Linked DNA regions of Homo sapiens: region 1 is linked to region 2. A link is a loop called in an ENCODE intact Hi-C map of the cell type or tissue named here. Cell type or tissue: endothelial cell of umbilical vein. All regions are shown on one strand. Each heading gives the region's core, and the rest is flanking DNA. Links, peaks and the distances in the headings are about the cores only.

Region 1 (2,821 bases), core at 225-2,724, 330 kb after region 2:
TGCAATCAATTCTGAGAAAGATTCTGAAACAAAAATTTTAAGATATTCTATTAAGTCCCTAACAAAATACCAAGCTCGGTGGTTTCAACAACAGAAGTTTATTGTCTCACAGTTCTGGAGTCAAGAAGTCTGAGATCAAGGTGTCAGCAGGGTTGCCCCTCTCCTAGCTTCTGGTGGTTTTCTGGCAGTCTTTGACATTCTTTGGCTTGTAGAAGCATCACCGTGCACTCAGCCTTCATCTTCACATAACACTGTCTGTTTGTGTGTGTGTGTGTGTTTGTGTCCAAATTCCCTCTTTTTCTAAAGATACTAGTCATATTGGATTGGGGTCCACCCTACTCCAGTACGACTTGATCTTGAGTGCTTACATCTGCACTGACCCTATTTCCAAATAAGGTCGCATTCTAAGGCACTGCACCTTAGGGCTTCAACTATGAATTTTGGGGGAACACAACCATAACTGAGAGCTTTTGAGCATTTGGTAAAACAACCAGTCATTTCTAGAAACCAATCTGAGCACACTAAGAACAAACTGTCAATCTAAGCAGATTGCCTACTGTCGGGGCTCAGAACACGATACCCCAAAGTACGGTGCCTTTGGGTCTTCATTTCTGAATCCTCTTGTATCACATAAAACTTTGATTAAGCAAATCTGTCACGCTTTTCTCTTGTTAACCCGTTTTTTGTTGTAGGAGCATCGGCCATGGCCCTGACTATGGGAAGGAAAGGTATCACACTTTTTCTGCCCCCACCCACTGTCCCAGGGTTAAAGATGAGTAACTAGATTTACATGACAGAAGGAAAGGGGCCAAAGACCAAGACCACACCAAAGGGTGATGTATGTTTGTCTACTTAACTGTAAGGTCTAATTTCTCATGTGTTTCAGGATCTCTAAAATCCAGAAGTGAAATATCTTGGCAAGAAAATTAAGCCCCAAGTGGCTTCAACATTTGGCCTGGTGGTCAAGGAACTGTCATAGTTACTGGGATAACAACCATTATACATCCAGGGAGGCTGTTCTCAGAATCTTTCATAATTAAATCTCTAAAGCTGGGAAAACAATCTCCTATCACTTTCTTTGTCATCATACCACTTCCTTTTAATTTCCAAGCCTCATTTGCACTTCTTCCCACAGTGTCTCTCTGAGCGACAGCAAATCTCTGCGTTGGCCAGGAATAACAGTGCAAAGCAGTGTGGGTGGCAGGGCCCTAACACCCAAGCCTGAGCCTCCATTTCCCGCCATTGTTCCCTCAGTCAGGCTGGGGCTGTCCTGGGGAGAGTTTTTCCAGATAAAACTGTCCTGGTTGGCTGCCAGTGATTCAGACAGGTTCACAGCCTCAAACCTCCTGATGGGTAAGCAGTGATTCAGACTCCAATCCTGCTTCATCTCTCAGGCTTATCGCTTATCTCCAGCTGCCAGGAGACAGACAATGGGGGCAGAGAGGCATTTTGGCTGAGCCAGGCCTCAGGTAGCCCCAAGGGATTTGAGAGGCCTCCAGACAAGCAGACTCAGGCACTCTCACCAGGTCACTCTCTATTTAAAAAACACAAAGTCTATGAGTTCCCTTGAGAATATAGCATTTCCTGCGACCTATGACAGCAAAAATGGACATTTCTATATCTGTTGATTCATTCCTTCTTCAGAGCTGCTGTTTCAAGTAACCCAGGACTTTGGGTGAAAGTATTTAGGGCAGTCGGGACTCCAAAGGACCTTGCAAAAGGTGAATTCTTGTCCCGCCCCTTCCCAACTTCATTTGACTTTAAAAGTAACCCTAATACTCTCATAGTAAAACTGGCGAAATCTAAATAAACTCTGGATTGTACCAATGTCAGTTCCCTAGTTTTGATGCTGTGCTGTAGTTATGCAATATGTTACTACTGGGGATATTGAATGAAGGCTACTTTTTTTTTTTTTTTGCAACTTTCTGTGAATTTGTAATTATTTTAAAGTAAAGCTTTTTTTTTAAGTGATCTTAATGGCTCCCCCAAACCCAGTCACTATATCTTGTCTTTGAAAAAGTCACATAGCAGAATTGCTGAAAGTATAGGCTTTAGGCCAGACAGACCTCAATGCAAAAGCAGCCTTCACCTCTTGGGCAAATTACTTAATCTCTTTGAGCTTCAGTTTTCTTATCTAGAAGATGAATCTGATTGCTTCCCTGATGAGTGAGTATGAGGTGGGTATGAGGACTAATGAAGTAACTCATGGAAAGCACCTGACAGAGTGGATGATAAGCACTCCCTTTAAAACTGTAATCTATTTATTTATTTATTTTGTTTTTTGAGATATGGAGTCTTGCTCTGTTGCCCAGACTGGAGTGCAATAGCATGATCTCAGTTCACTGCAACGTCTGCCTCCCAGGTTCAAGCGATTCTCCTGTCTCAGCCTCCTGAGTAGCTGGGATTACAGGTGTGTGCCACCATGCCCAGCTAATTTTTGTATTTTTAGTAGAGATGGGGTTGCACTATGTTGGCCAGGCTGGTCTCGAACTCCTGATCTCAAGTGATCTGCCTGCCTCGGCCTCCCAAAGTGCTAGGATTATAGGTTTGAGCCACCATGCCAGGCTAAAACTGTAATCTATTGAATAGAGGAGCCTGTATGTGTTTCCAACAGAGGGTCACAGGCTCAGAAAGTCATGTGTGTAGCTGAAAGAATTTTTTTAGTGGCCTCAGTGAGTCAAAAGGGTCCACACCTGGACATGATTCAAGTATGAGTCAAATGCCTATGGAGGAATTATTTGAATTCTGTCCTAATTTCTTTTTCCCTATAAATTGTCCACATTCCCAAGTTTTCTAATGTGGAACTAGACTAAACCATTGA
Region 2 (2,821 bases), core at 44-2,543:
AAAAATAAATTATTTGATTTATAAAAGTAACAGCAACAGTTACTATCTAATGTGTATTTACCATTAAGGTTTGAGAGTTTGAGAGCATTGCCTTATGGTTTCTGTTCTATCTAAACAACTTTAGGTACTTTAAAAAATCATTTAATTATTATATTTTATTTCTGATCATTTTCCTTCTTTTTTCAAAAGATTAAAAAATTTTAAAAATTGGCACATAATTGTGTATATTTATGGGGTACCTAGTGATATGTGTATCATATAGTGATCGTATCAGAGTAAGTAGCATGTCCATCATCTCAAATATTTATCTTTTTTTGTGTTGGGAATATTCAGTAAAAGGTGCTTTCTTTTTTAAACTTTCTTTTGAATGTAGATGTATATCTCTTTTAAAAATTTGTTTACAGTTAAAGAAACTAGTCTGAACATGGATGGACTTTTAGGGTGCCTATGATCTCTCAGCAGGTCTATATGATTGAATTTGTTTAAAATTTACTGAATTGGTTTAAAATTAGTTTAAAAATTACTGAATTTGTTTATAAGTTGCTCAACTTGTTTCTGGGTGAGTAGTTGTATAGTTATATATAGAGTTGCATAGTTATATACTTGTATGATATCCATATAGAACAGTTTGGTAGCCTGCTGAAGATGTTAAAGATCATTTCAGTTGAAATGTATTTGGCCTGAATTTGTGACAACTTCTTTTTAAATTATGAATTAGAGGAGCTTTTGCTATTTAAAAAAGAAAAAGAAAAGCACTTTTTCTGTATAAGAAGGTTAAAATGTCTAGATAGATGATACACTAAAAGCTCTTAAATATTTGAATTGGGTGGAATATGACCATATAAAACTCAGGTCTGCAGTCCACTCAGGTTACTAAAGATAAATGCATCATACATTCAGTATAGACTATGCCGCAAGGTTTCATTCCCACATGGAAGTACGCATGCTCGTTTCTCCTGAGACTGCATAAAGTCTGAACATTCCAGTTTCCCTTTTAAGTCACTTCATAGCCCTAGCAGCAGTTTAGAAATGCAAAAGTTTGGTTGCTTTAAAGAATAGTTCTTGAGTGGATTCTTAATTAAGTACAATAATATTTTCTCTTTGATTTTAAAGAGCTTTACTGCCCAGAATGGATACACAATAAAATTTTGAAAGGAAAAAGAAAGTTAGCTGTATCCCAGTTTTCTAAACCCTGGCAAGCTGGCAGAGCTAGAATTAGCTTTACAGATGGCATTTGGCAACATATCTACATATCTCTAAGCCCTCAACTCCTGCGTTTTGTTATGCCTGTCTATCAATTACAATATCCAATCACTGCTCAGAGATGGAGAAATGGGACGATCACAGCTCACACGATGCTGTTTTGTTAGAAACGTCAGTGCTGCACAACCCACGGCTGAGTCAGTGTCTGTGAGAAAATAAACTGAATTAATATGTAGAGGGGGTTGTATCTCTGAATATTTAAAGCCTAAATATTGCAACAGCATTATTACACAGTAGAGGGAGGAAGCTAAAGGAAGTCTATGGACAGGTGAGGTAGGGGGAGACTGGGGAATTTTCTGATTGTTCAGAGGAATCTTGAAGATGATGGAAATATCAGATGTGCTAAAGTTTCCTAGTAATGCCCAAGGATGCTGACCTGGCTTTCAGTGCTTCATTGTTTGAAAGAGCAGAGTCCCTTTATACTCTGATTTCAAAATTTTTTTCTTGTTTTTGTGTGTCTACCTTGGCATATACTAAAGGAAGGTGTGTATTCATTTATTACATGATATCTCTGGGTTATAATTATTTACATATATGAATTTGAAAGAAAGATTGAGAGGGATATGTGTGACCTTTGTTTCATTATGATCATTTACATGACTAAAGATAAAGATCATATGTCTGATTTTCAGTTTAATGGCAAGTTACTTAAAATAAATGAAATATGTTTTTATTGTTTTCGTGGGTTTGATGCTTTGTGTTTTATTTCAAGTAACTTGAGAATGCATTGTGTTTGGTACTGTTTTTTATGAATATCATTAAAAATTTATTTAAGGAGAGAGTAATTTTGCAATAATATTTTTGATTTATTTGAAAATAAAATTCAAGATAAATGAAATAATTGAAATTTTCTAAAGAAGGAATTGAATATATTTTTACATTTGAATGAACTAAGGATTAACTGAACCATTTATATATAGTACTTTACAGAACTGAATGTACTTAAATGATAAAGCTCTAATTGGTTAAAGTGACTTTCTTTCAAGTCAAAGAACCCAGAAACTGAATAGATGATCTAACTACTGCCACTGAGGTTTTGGATTAGTGAGTATAAATTTTCAACCAGACAAAATTTCTAAATAAGGATAATGGTTTTTCCTGTGAGATTTTAAATCTTAACAGGTGATATTGCTCACTTTATTAGGAAATTTTACAACAATTTAAAACATTTTGACTAATGGTTTTTTTCCTTCTCTCTTTATTACCCTTATCCTGCTGATCCTTAATTTTTTTGGACATTTGGGATATACAGCATTTTACATTTACTTTGTTTTTAATGTATTTATATGGTTTATAACATTCTTTCCTTGAAGTGTCAGGAAGTTCTTTTAATTTCCCCCATTTAATTTCTAAAAGTTTGAATGGTCATCTTATGGTTGTCATGACTTATTTATATAGTTCTGTTCGTGGTATCTTGTATTGACTTTTTTTGTGGTTTAGGGTCCAGAAATGTTTTTGTCAGCTTATTAAATAGAGTTATAAAAGCAGAATCTCAAGCTAGACCTTTTAATCTTATACTTTATAGGATACTTTCCCCAGGTTGTGCTGATTCTTTTAA

The links. A loop is a pair of places that touch in the nucleus more often than their neighbours do. Peaks named below come from ENCODE experiments on the same cell type or tissue, not always from the same donor. Only the 100,000 strongest peaks of a DNase experiment are listed, where the experiment ranks them.
Region 1: a loop joins it to region 2, with 2.5 times the contacts of the local background. A loop is called at or near these places in 1 of 110 quality-filtered maps.

What each region holds. Positions count from the first base shown.
Region 1 is chr11:13,109,686-13,112,506 of GRCh38, reverse strand. LOC105376558 (a long non-coding RNA gene) reads left to right here. Exons shown (of 3, transcript XR_931043.1): 2 at 693-728; 3 at 887-1,004. Among named protein-coding and RNA genes, the nearest start is that of RASSF10, 100 kb to the right of the region's middle. RefSeq lists an enhancer at 777-1,277. In endothelial cell of umbilical vein, for the core only: no CTCF peak of the experiment used is centred there; a DNase peak (open chromatin) is centred at 1,266; H3K27ac peaks cover 1,477 bases.
Region 2 is chr11:13,438,809-13,441,629 of GRCh38, reverse strand. The region is part of intron 2 of BTBD10 (BTB domain containing 10); the gene reads left to right. Among named protein-coding and RNA genes, the nearest start is that of BTBD10, 23 kb to the left of the region's middle. In endothelial cell of umbilical vein, for the core only: no CTCF peak of the experiment used is centred there; a DNase peak (open chromatin) is centred at 1,319; H3K27ac peaks cover 1,034 bases.